Regions from separate parts of the Mus musculus genome. Here all the other regions are linked to region 3. The links are chromatin contacts, found by Hi-C or POLR2A ChIA-PET in ENCODE. All regions are on one chromosome and are shown on one strand. Each heading gives the region's core, a stretch centred on a gene start or an enhancer-like site at or near the end of the contact. The rest is flanking DNA. Distances are from core to core; before and after follow the strand shown.

What was found. A loop is a pair of places that touch in the nucleus more often than their neighbours do. ChIA-PET counts read pairs that join two places held with the same protein, here RNA polymerase II (POLR2A).
Region 1: a loop to region 3 is called in a map of T-helper 2 cell, with 2.0 times the contacts of the local background. The contact joins the promoter of Lrrfip1 here to the promoter of Ube2f in region 3. A Hi-C loop is called at or near these places in 2 of 37 maps with a recorded cell type or tissue (T-helper 2 cell and mature B cell). POLR2A ChIA-PET finds 5 or more read pairs at or near these places in 2 of 5 experiments (Patski and embryonic stem cell).
Region 2: a map of v-Abl transformed pro-B cells shows a loop between it and region 3 (2.3-fold over the local background). The contact joins the promoter of Hes6 here to the promoter of Ube2f in region 3. A Hi-C loop is called at or near these places in 1 of 37 maps with a recorded cell type or tissue (v-Abl transformed pro-B cells). POLR2A ChIA-PET finds 5 or more read pairs at or near these places in 2 of 5 experiments (Patski and embryonic stem cell).

The regions. Positions count from the first base shown.
Region 1 is chr1:91,051,633-91,055,762 of GRCm38, reverse strand. It overlaps Lrrfip1 (leucine rich repeat (in FLII) interacting protein 1), which reads right to left and starts at 2,319. Exons shown (of 25, transcript NM_001310732.1): 1 at 2,040-2,319. The coding sequence starts at 2,105.
Region 2 is chr1:91,411,260-91,415,471 of GRCm38, reverse strand. It overlaps Hes6 (hairy and enhancer of split 6), which reads left to right and starts at 2,250. Exons shown (of 4, transcript NM_019479.3): 1 at 2,250-2,415; 2 at 2,493-2,579; 3 at 2,670-2,751; 4 at 2,990-3,989. The coding sequence starts at 2,335. The coding sequence ends at 3,414.
Region 3 is chr1:91,248,259-91,251,864 of GRCm38, reverse strand. It overlaps Ube2f (ubiquitin-conjugating enzyme E2F (putative)), which reads right to left and starts at 1,561. Exons shown (of 10, transcript NM_026454.4): 1 at 1,428-1,561.

The sequences.
Region 1 (4,130 bases), core at 1,070-3,569, 200 kb after region 3:
TCCTGCCCAGCAGGCCATTAGCCTCATAAACAGGGGCCACACTGTGTTTCTTTTTCTGTGTTCTTTTAACAAACTTTTGCTACTGTTTTGTAAACCTCTTAAAGATTCATAATTTCCTTCTAGAATCTTCTGGAACTAAATGCGTTCAAGAATCCAGCGTTGTTAGATTTTTGACCATCTTTTTGTTAGGTATCGGGCCTCCATCAGATGCACAGAGAGGGCTACAGAGCAGTGTATGAAGGTTATATTACATTAAGAGAGAGAGAAGGAAAGACTAAAAATAACCTCATCTGGGGCAGGGCAGGGCTCATTGCTAGATGGATTCGGCCATAGCCTTACATGTAAACACTCACAAACTATCCAGCACTCTGTGCTTCCTGGATTCTGGACATGGACTGATTAGCCCAATGAGTGCTAGGCTGAATGACCACTGCTTCCATCCTCTTACTGCTGGGCTACAACAGTATCCCGCCTGGATCCCAGGCAGGCTCCAAATTGAGTAGGGGGACCTGTGGCTGGTATCTTGGAGTTGGAAGTGGATTCCCACCTCTTGGGCCCCTCCTCGACTTCTTTACATCCCTGTTCTCGGGGTTTGGTGTTTCTCCTTCCTTTGCCCAGGATGCAGGCACTTGGTTCCTGTCCGCTAGAACCAGCCCAGGGCTGACTTCCTCCTCCTGCTTGCCTTCTATGGTCTGCCTGGGCCTCTGTTCTGAACACTCATGTCTCAGAAGCTTTCTCTCCTCCCTGAGCCTCCCTTAAGAGGGCTCCAAAGTGGCCCTGCAGGTTCCCTCCCTAGGCCTACAGGTTACAGCTCCAAAAGCCTCCTTGACTGCCCAAGTTTAAGTAGGGACATAGAATAAACATTATAAAACAGACAGGGGAAAAAAGCCCAGCAATTCTCAGCAAGGAACTGACATTTTACAAGTCTGTCATTGGAATAAAAGTTTACTTAGCCTTCCTAGCACTTGGAGGAAGCTCCCCCAGTCAGAGCAGCCTTGCCTCGACTACTCTTCCTTAAAGACCAACTAACTACAGGATTAACTCCTACCTGGAGAATGAGTGGCTGAGGCTCAGTTTTTATCAAGGTCTCACAAAAGCCTGCTAAAATGGGAACCTTGGGTCTCCCCCTCTCTCTGGTATCAACTCCATAAAATACATGGTTTCACAGAGTACAATTTACTTTGAAATATTCCCACTAATAAGCAACCACAGCCATGGATAAGGCGCGCGGGGGTGGGGGGGGTGGGTGGGTGATGCAGGCTTGTAAGCCCGATAGTGGAAGGGTTGAGACATGAGAATCCTGAGAGCAAGGCTAGTTTGGGTTATGGATCCTGCCTGAACTCCCAGACCCCAAAACTATAAACTACACAGGCTGTAACAACCAAAAATCCCCCAACTCCCCGGTGCCCAATTTTCAATCACCGTCGTCCTCATCCACTGTCCCTACGTAAGTTCGGGAAGTAAAATATGCGTAAGCACCTTGCCCAGACACAAGTGGCTTCTGGCACCCGCCGAAGTGGATCTGGGGCCCTGGATCCTAGAGGAAGGTGTTCCTGAGGTCAAGAACCTGTAAACCCTCCAAGCCACTCATGGCAAGGTGGTGCGGCTGGATGAGGACCCAGGTGCTGTACTCGGTAAAACACCAAACCAGCAGTTCCCTGTGAAACTCTACACCACCCTCAGATCTCAGACCTCGGTTGGGTCCTGGCCAGAGCCAGCCAGCTGGGCAAAGCCTGCCTAAAGACCATCACTAGGGGTGGAGGGAGAGCCCACTCTCCTTTTCGTCCTTGAGAGGAACATTGGAGCATAAAATGTACTTTTCAGAGCTCCGCCTACGGACACCTTACACTCAGCCAACCACCTGATGGTAGGCAGGAGCTGCCCTATATCAGGATTTTCGAGTGGCCCAAGCCCACTCGCCTCTACTCCAGCAGCACCACGGTAGCTGAAGGGGCCACTGTCCTTGACCTTAGAACCAACTGAGGGACCCAGGCGGCGGTTGCTGGCAGGCACAGGTCTGAATCATGTCTCCCTCTTACCAGTCTTTGCGCCTCTGGACTCAGACAGTCGATTTCCTTGTTTTGCGCGCCCTCTGGGCTGGTCATGTTGCCGAAGTGAAGTGCAGACCAACTTCCCACCCAAGAGTTCGCGCGGAAGACCCGCTCCCTAGTCCACAGGCAGAGGGTTCTCAGTGAGGCCACATTCTGGGATCCAGGAAAGCCGTCCAGGCAGAAGTAGAACTTTCAACGATCCCCTGGGCGCACACGCTCGGACGCCCAACTCCGAGGTTCCCTAGCTGGGGTGCGGCCGGCGGGGCGGGGCGCAGGTGGCTCCCGGCCGGGGGCGGGGGTGGCAAGAGAGGAGCCGGGGGCATACTCCGCCCCAGCCCCGCCCAGCCTCTCCCCACGCCCCACCCACCCTATGCCCGCCTCTCCTTCCTTCCCAGCCCCTTTCCCGCGCTCTTTCCAGGGGGTTGTACCCCTTCCTCTATGGTTCCACCCAGCCTGTGTCCATCTGCTTCCAACTTTCCTTCCTCGCAGCCACATTCTGCCACTTTAGTCGTCGGCTTCGCCCACGATGGCACTCTCAGCCAAAGCACTCCTACCATGAGGTCCACTCGGGCCCGCCTACCCGGGACCCCAGCTCCTCCTCCGTAGCCCCACCCACGCTCCTCCTCTTGCACCGCCTCAGAGCCTCCGGAACCGCCTCCCTCCCCTCCAGACCGCTCCTGGCCAGCAAGCTGCTGTGCCATCAATCACCACCCAGTCCCTGCGGCAGACACCGGAAAGACTGAGGGAAAGACCCTGGGGACCCCACCCTTGGCCACGCCCTGGCCGTCCCCAGCTGAGTCAGCGCGGGAGACCAGCCCAGGCCTAGGGAGGCGCGCCTTCGGTTAGGACACGCGTGGCTTTAGCTGGAACCACACCGCATGAGCCTCTGCCAGAGCGCAGCTGCGCCCGTCACTACTGTCTTCCGAGCCGGCACGGCTTTGGGGACCACAAAGCTACCGCCCATGACCACGCTGGACAGGAGCGAGAATCAAGCGGAGGTGACAGCCGCGATCCGATAGGGAGCGTCGAGGAACTAGTATCCACGCTGGACAGTGACCCGACTCGCAGCACGCGCCTTCCACGTCCACTGGGCAGGAGCACCCCTGATTTAAACTTAAAGCCAAGCGGGCAAGCAACCAGAAGGTTCCAGTGTTGTGCGCTATGGACAGGAGCACATGGCCTGGGTGACCTGTTTTCTCCACCCTAGAAGAGCCTTCTTCGGGCTCAAAAGGAAAATCAGAGGGCCCCCTGCCTTGTTTCTCTGTACTGGAGACTCCAGAAAGATCTAGAGAAGCCAGTCACATCTGAGCCCGGCTGACACGCTTTTTTGGTAACAAGGAACCAGTGTGCGCTGGCTTATGCACATGTGGGGCAGCAGCATTCTGGTACTAAGTCTCTGGGTAGTGCTTCGAAGGACTGGGTAGACCAGAGAGTAGACACAGAAAGACGAGTTCTAGGGGGCAGGATGGCCTGGACCAAAGGGATGAAGGGGACCTAGTTTGAGGAGTACTATGCAGGCCGAAAGAAAATGGGTACCAAGCTTTGGTGAAGTGTTTCAGATGAGGAAAACTTCCTGGGAAGGAGAAGACCTGCTCCCAGCAGTTGGTTTCAGCATCACAGTTTACAAACAAAGCTCTATCAATCAGAGAGAATAGTTTTGGATAACACCGTAACGGCAAGGGCTGTGGAATTTCTATGGGGGTCCAAGTAGTTTTACTAGGACTAACTTTACAGGTGAGAGTGGAATCCAGTTAATAACACAGCCTGAGAGAGTCGGGTTACTGTATTCTCACCTAGATAGGGAGAATCTAAGCCTCTGGCCATGTGGAACCCTGGGACTTCCCCACCACAGCAGCCCAGGGGCCAGCTTGCTTTGCTCTGCATGTCCGGAGACAATGTCTGAAGAGATTTGTTATTAATTTGCAGAGCATATCCCCAGAACCATGGAATCTGTTGGCTTCTAGCAAGCTCATAAACAACAAGGCTCTGTCTCTGCCTGGTGTCTAGGAAAGAACATCACCCTATACCGTCCTAGCCTAGCGGCCCTTCCAATCTTCCAGCCCACTCATTGCTGCCTCC
Region 2 (4,212 bases), core at 1,001-3,500, 160 kb before region 3:
GTGTGTTGGTCTCAGGGCTGATTGCAGAGAAATCAGACAAGTACCATGCTAGAAAGGACCTATATACCGTTAGGATCAGTATATAGGCATCACTGGGGACACAGGCCTCCTACCTGACCCTTCCTGATTGACAGCCTTGTGAGAGCTACTCTGAAGAGACCTGCTTCCCTTTCCTCTCTCCAAACCAGGGTCCCAGGGACCGGAGCAGAGGGGCAACATGACACTGGACCTCACTCACGGTCTGCTTCTGGGTGCTCTGAACCTGCCTTCTGACTGCAAGTACTGGTGCAGTCTGACACAAAGTTCTCGTGGCAGGTAGGACTGCTTCACTGTTCCTTTGGAGGACTCTTAATTGAACTTTACGGCCAGAAGGACTGCCCCTCTCCTTTCTCTTCAAACCAAAAGGAAATTCTTGGGGTCTCCTGGGCAGATTGCCCACAAAGCCCTTGGAAGTCTGCAGGCCTACAGCTGCCTTTGTCCCTCTGGGGATTTACAGCCTGTTAATTTCTGCTGCTAACTAGTCACCCTGTGGCCATCATGGCCTTGCCTAGCCTCTGGGGTTCTCTGTTCCTGCCTGGGGGGGGGGGGGGGGATTAAAAGGCCCTACTACTAAGGAAATCTGCATGCAGGCAAACTTTGAAGGTAGGGTATGGTTCAGGGGACAAATGGCAGGAACTAGTAGTTTAACTGAGGGAGGTGAACAGGAGAAGGGTTTCCTGAGCCTGAGATGGGGTGAGTAGTCACGCTGCTGGGACCAATGGAGTCTAAGCCACTTGGCTAATGGAGTCACTAAAATAAAATAAATTGATGCCTGCTTGTACTTTCCCTTCCTCAAAGGTCTTCCAGCCAGGCTGACTGAAGCACCAGTTACCAAGACCTCAACGGTGCCCAGGCAGGCAGCCACTGAAGTGCTTAGTGGTGTCCAGGCCTAAGGATGGAGTATGTAAAGGCTGATTAGGAGCTGGCTCCTTGTCCTGGCTCTAAAGCAGCAGCCGAAATCCAAGAACGCTGGAGCAGAGCCAGGGGTTCCGAGGGGGCGCGCGCGCGCGCACACACACACACACACACACACACACACACACACACACCCCTCCCGCGGCGAGGCAGGGCCGGCAGATGGACCGCCGACGACGCGGGGCTTGGGCGTCTGGCCGACACAGGCGTGCCTGTTGCAGCCTGCAGGACAAAGCCAGCTAGACAAAGGCGCGGCCAACACCTGTCGCTCCTGGCCGGCCTGCCGCTTTTCTCTGCGGAAGCGGCTGCAGCTGCCAACTGTCACGGGCATCAAGTTACTGGGGCCAGACAGCAGCCTCGGCCTGCAGGAACCAAGAATAGAAGGGGGAGGAGCTGAGAGGGACTGGGGGTAGTGGGGATGGGGGACTCTAAGGGGACTCGCGGGGAAGGGAGGTGAGCGTGGAGAGGGGTTGGGGAACAGGGATGTGTGAGACCACCGCAAAGAGGATGCGGAGGAACTAGAGGGAAATGAGAGGCGCTTAGGCGGGTACGGGGTGATGAACAAGGAAGGAGAAGCTTGACTGGGGGCAGTTGGGGTGGGGTTAAAATAGACAAGGTAGTGGTTGGGTAAGTGACTTAGAGCACAGAGAAATAGAGATTTAGTAAGAACGACCGCGGACCTTGGAGTAAGAAGGTTATAGGTGTCTTAATGGGTCCAAAAGGACACACAAGGGTCCTGTTCCTGCTGCTAAATTGGCTCGTACTTTCCCCGGACTTTGCACTCTCGCCACCGGTGACCCGAAGCCCCTTCCAGGTCCCGAGGTCACGGACTTGACTTTGGCACTGCCCTGTCTGAAGTCAGCTCTGGGACTGGAGCGCTATTCTCGAGAGCACTTTTGGTGAACCAAGGGAAGCAAATGCCCTGTAGGAATGGATGGGTGAAGAGGTGGGTGGAAGGGCGGCATGGATAGATATACGGACCGAAGGATGTATAGCTAAGTCCGAGCTTACAGGCAGGCAGGTCTGGCCTCATAACTCAGCGAAAGGAAGTACAAGCACACCAGCAAGAGAGAAGCCGGAGGTCACTGCCCAGGAGTCCTGCCCGGCCTAAGTGGCAGGAGGTCTGGCTGTGGGCTCCGCCCCGCCAGCTGCCAGAGACCCGCGGGGCCTGACAAAGCGCGCCGCTCTCATTGGCTACAGGCTGCCTCACGGCTGGCCTCTCCGACCACGCACAGCCAATCGGTGCATTGACATGTAAATAAGTTGCTATAAAATGGGCGGGGTCCCGCGGGCCGGAAGACTCCGGAGAGCTAGTGGGGCCTCCGGGCTGCGACCCACCTCGCTGAGTAGTTTGCACTAGGGCGCCGGGCTCCGTAGACCATGGCTCCGTCCCAGGCGCCCAGCCGGGACCGTGCAGGCCAGGAGGATGAGGACCGCTGGGAAGCACGGGGGGACCGCAAGGTGCGGACAGGGGCTACGGGTGGATGGGCTTGGGGGAGGTTGCGCGGGCCAGGGGGCTCAGTAGCCGCTTCCCACAGGCCCGGAAGCCCCTGGTGGAGAAGAAGCGACGCGCACGGATCAACGAGAGTCTTCAGGAGCTGCGGCTGCTGCTGGCCGGTACCGAGGTGCGACGGGAAAGGTGCAGGGGGGAGGGGGACCTTCAGGGTGCACCCCGAAGCGCACGGCCGGACTCAACTCCCTTCCCCTCTGCGCAGGTGCAGGCCAAGCTAGAGAACGCCGAGGTTCTGGAGCTGACCGTGAGGCGCGTGCAGGGCGCGCTGCGAGGCCGGGCGCGCGGTGAGTGGCGGCGGGGATCGAGGGCGGGGGCGCTGACCGGGCACGCCTGCCACCCAACAGCGGGACACGTCGGCTCCCGGAGCCCCGGTCCTATCCATGGCAAGGGCTTCCCCCAGAACGGGACACGCTACTGTGTCTCCTGGGTGAGCCCCGAACCCGCGGAGCGGATCGTCCGAGCCACGATAGTCACTGCTCACGGTGCGGGACGCTGCTCTCTTCTTCCCACCCTCCTGCACAGAGCGGGAGCAGCTGCAGGCTGAAGCAAGCGAGCGCTTCGCTGCTGGCTACATCCAGTGCATGCATGAGGTGCACACGTTCGTGTCCACGTGCCAAGCCATCGATGCCACTGTCTCAGCTGAACTCCTGAACCACCTGCTAGAATCCATGCCGCTGCGTGAGGGTAGCAGCTTTCAGGATCTGCTGGGGGACTCCCTAGCTGGGCTGCCTGGAGGCTCTGGGAGGAGCAGCTGGCCTCCAGGAGGGTCCCCAGAATCCCCATTGTCCAGTCCCCCAGGTCCCGGGGACGACCTGTGTTCTGACCTAGAGGAGATCCCAGAGGCTGAACTAAACCGGGTGCCTGCTGAGGGGCCGGATTTGGTGTCTACATCCTTAGGCAGCCTGACTGCAGCTCGCCGGGCTCAGAGTGTGTGGAGGCCTTGGTGACCAACACTTACCAGGGACCTGTGAATGGTGGCTGCCATCCTTAAGTTTGCTTCCTCCCTGGGTATCAGATAAGGTGGAGACAGCTCAGGATGCCCCCCAGGTATGCCCTCCCCACTCTCCAACAGATGACTTGAATGACAACCCTAATGGCCAGGCCCTGCAGGTCCCTAGCACTATTTTTTCGTGGACCCTAGAGCTCTGGATGGTGGCTGGGGGGCCAGGGGGTGCACTAAAGAAAGACAGGAGACTTTTGGAGAGCTGCCAGGGCTCCCTCGTGTTCACCTCTCCCTGCCTTTTGGGCATTCTGAGGATCTAGGGCAGAAGTGGCCAATCTTGAGACTGAGCATTAGGGTCCTGGGCAGGGACACACAGGCCACAGCAATCCTGACCTGAAAGGAAGTTCAGATTTGCTACTTTGGCTATGAGACCAGGGGAGGCGGGCATATTCTGCGGTCACTGAAGCTGCTCCTCGTTTGTAACACAGTTGCGCGCGTGTGAGTTTGGTTGCCATCCCATCGATGCTCCAACCGAATTAAATAAAGAACTTTGGAGTTAGTTGCTCCTGGTGTACTGTCATTGATGTGTCCAATGTGTGAATGTTCAACTGCATCCAACACTAGTGTATACCTTTTTAAAGGGCCCACCCTTTGTTAGCAAAGTGTATTCGTGTGGTGCTGATAGAGATGTCCCCACTGCTGGCCAGGTCCTCTGTGTTCCCCCACTTTCCTAGGAGTATGTGTCCTTGAGGATTCCACTAGCATCAGGTTTGTCTCCAGGGTAACTAAGCCGTAGGGAGAA
Region 3 (3,606 bases), core at 312-2,811:
CCTATTTTTCTATCATCTGTATCACTTTCACTAGCATGGGAGGGAATAAACCAAAGTCTCCATTTGGAAATGTCCCCACAATCAGAAAATTAAATCTCCACAAAGGGATCAAACAAAAAAAAAATTACTCAAACTATCAAAAGGGTAGAAGCTGCCTCAGAATTCTCGTTCCCTCCTCAACACGTCCCACCTCTGGAAAACCCCACTTTGACCCAAACTTCCCTTTGCTCGAAAATCACACTGTGACTAAGGCAGTATTTTGGGAACCGATCAGCTATTCTGAACAGCATGCTCAGTTTCCAACTCCACAAGTTGTATTTGGCCCAGTTAGTTCCTCCTCTGGGTGGGACCAACTTTTAGGGCATCCAAAGAGGACTGCAACTTGTTATTTACCAGTCTCATCAAGTCATGTTTATTCAGCATTCCTATGTGCTGTGCTGAAATCAGGCTGGTGTGACCTATGCAGGGCCAGTTGGCTCACAGTGAGGCTAACTCCTCACTGACAGCTCCAATCTAAGCCATTTAAGAGAACTAGGGGCCACTAGGGCCGTTTAACCTTCCAAGCTGAAAGAAACAGATCGGGACTTAAACCGTACAGCATGAGTGTCCAAGGGTATCTAACCTGCCAGGCTTACTGACTGACCACTTCTGGAGCTCATCTTTGATTTTGGGTACTGAATATCAAGTTAATTTTGTCCAGGTACTCCTGTTAATTCTGTTCCTGAAGCTCCCCACAATCACTATCCTTAATTTCCTATGACTCTGCCTACTGCCCAGCTCCCCACATTCGGCCCAAACAGCTAGGAAGCCTCGGCACCAGGCCCAGCCACCTCACTGTTTTTCAACACCACCCTGCTCATTTCTGGAACCTTCGGTTCAATCTGATAACCAGGTCTTGGGATGCCCTCTTTCCCTTCACCGCCAAGCCCGACTAGGTTCTTAAGGAGAGCAGATTTTTACCCACAGGCCAAGAGCCCCTCCGGGAAGCCTTCCCCAGCAACTCCAACCCACCGGCAGCGCCGAGGAGTGGGTCCAATGCCCACCGGAGACGGAGGAAACTGAGCCGGCCGAGGAGAAGGCCACACCCCGGGTGACACGCCGCGGAACCGGGTCAGGGACCGAACCGGGCCAGGCGGGCCGGCCGCCCCTCCTCCCCGCCGTCGCCGTGGCGGGCCGCGTCCACCTCCCGCTTCCCTTCAGGGGCAGCGGCCTCCCCGCCGCGGCCTCGGCCTCGGCCTCCCGGACGGCCCGAGCTCCGCACCGTGACCTTGCGGGCGGCGGCACGGGGTCCGCCTCGGCCCGGCCCTCTAGAGCCGCCGGGGCTCGCTGCCCGCCCAGCGCTTCCCGTCAGCCGCCGACCTCGCGGTCCGGCCTGGCGCTCGGCGACAGGAGCCTCGGCCTCAGTCCAGCCCGCGCGACCAGCTTACCTGAGCACCGCGAGTCAGGCGAGGCGAGCCGGCACCCAAAACCATGCCCGGCGGAGCAGCGGCACTGAGTCGCGCTGGCCTTCACAGCCGCACCGGCTCCCGGCGGCGAGACCGGAAGTGGCGGGGCGGGGACTGCGCCGTGACCGCAGTGGGCACTTTAAAAAAAAAATTCAAAGCTACAAAAGAACTTTATTGGCAGCTCCACTCGTGGACAGTCACAGGACATACACAGGTCAACTAGTCGGCCCTCGTTCATTGGTGAAGAGCACGGCCTGAGGGTGGGCCATGTGTCAAGACCTTTGCTGATTGGTCACCGAAGCGCAAGCATCCCCGACCGCCTAGCGGCCTTCCGGTTTGTTTCCATTCATTTAGCGGCTTGCTTCCCTAGGAATATCGTACTAGTGCAGTGCCTGCTGGTGGAGCTAAGTTCCTGTGCCCGGCACCATTCCTGAACGCAAAGAATCCGACCGGTTTGCAGCTGCGTTAAGGCCATGGGATAGTTAGAGGTGGCTGCTGGGTGTGAGGACACTCTTCCTGCTCCTTATTTTTTTAATTTCTCATATTCCTATATGCACTTTTAAAAATCTACTTCAGGCCGGGAGTTCCGGCGCATACCTCAGTCCCGGCGCTCAGAGACAAGAGGAAGGCCTGGTCTACATAGTGAATTCCAGGACAGCCAGAGATATGTAGAGAGACCCTACCTCCTGAGGCCTTGGGGTTCCATGTGCAGCATCCTACTTGCAGCTCGTGTGGTATGCATTCTCAGTCCCTGTGGGACTGGAGATAGCCTACTTTGGGAGAGAATTCGGCAAGACTCCTAGAGAGGTAGGGCCTTGGAAAGAGGATATTTTCTGTGGAAAAGAACAAGGAGCGTCAGGTTTCCAGTGATTTTCTTAGCAATTCTGGGGAATGAATCTCAGGAGGTCTCACATGCAAAGCACTACCTTTGAGCTACCCGCCCCCTCCCCCCGCCTCCCCCCCCCCCCCGTCTCCCCCCTCCCCCCACACCCTAGACCCTAAGATTTCTTTTGAAATGAGGCACTTGGGTTCAGGGAGTAAAGCGTTTGTCAGCATGAGGACCTGTTTCCAAACTCGGGAAGATGTGAGGCAGAGGAGTCCTCAGATTAGGACCAAGTACCCTGACTTCCATTGAGGGGAAGAGATCCCCCGCAGAGCTGGGTTGCACATAGGAGTTGGAGGCCAGCCTAGATAACATAGAGTTCCAAACAAGCCAAGGTTACTCAATGAGATCCTGTAAACACAAACAAACAAAAAAGTGGAAGAAAGTTATCCTTTGACCACCCCATGTGGCACATGGCTACACACGCTCAAGCTTCCATCAGATACACACTCCTGCACAGATAGAAAGGGTAAAAGGCAGCCAGGCCTAGTGGTACACGGCTTTAATTCTAGCATTTGGGGAAGCAGAGGCAGACCTGCCAGACTGGTCTACATAGTGAATTCCTGGGCAACCTGAGCTACATAGTGAGATCCTGTCTCAATAAACAAACAAATAAGGCTTTTGATCTAAGGGAGGTTGCAAACACAGAAGAGATGGTACTGGTATTAATCAGCGTCCTCTAGAGTCACAGAGCTTATGGAATGTCTCTCTATATTAAGGGATTTTCATTGTGATCCAGATCAGAAACTTGTGTCTTCCAGCCTTAACATCTGGATCACGGGTGTGTCCTCCAATTTTGATTGTAGTTCATTCCAGATATAGTCAAGTTGATAACCAGGAATAGCCATTATAGTACTCAAGTGAACTCTTTATGACAAGCTGCCTCATTCTTTCAGGAAAACACCTTTGCTCAGCTAACGCTTGTCTTGTTTTCCTAAGCTTAAACAGCACTTTCTTACGGCTCCTCACCCCGGCACCCCCTCTTGCTCTCCCCGCTCTTCTTTGGACCCATGGCAGGTGTTCAGAACCAGTGTTATTGGGCAAGTACTGCATGAGTTTGTGCAAAGTTCTGGTGAGAAAAGATAAGGGCTTGAAGAGGCAGATACAGCTGGAACAGCTGAACCAATACGCCTGACTCTCAACATTGCAAAGAGATGAGTCACTTCTAGGTCCATTTCATAAGGGAGCCTCATGTGTTCACCTAAGACTTACCAAGAGCCTACTGGTTTATATAGTCCTCACAACAGCCCTAGTTAACAGTTTTCTGTTAGCTCCAGC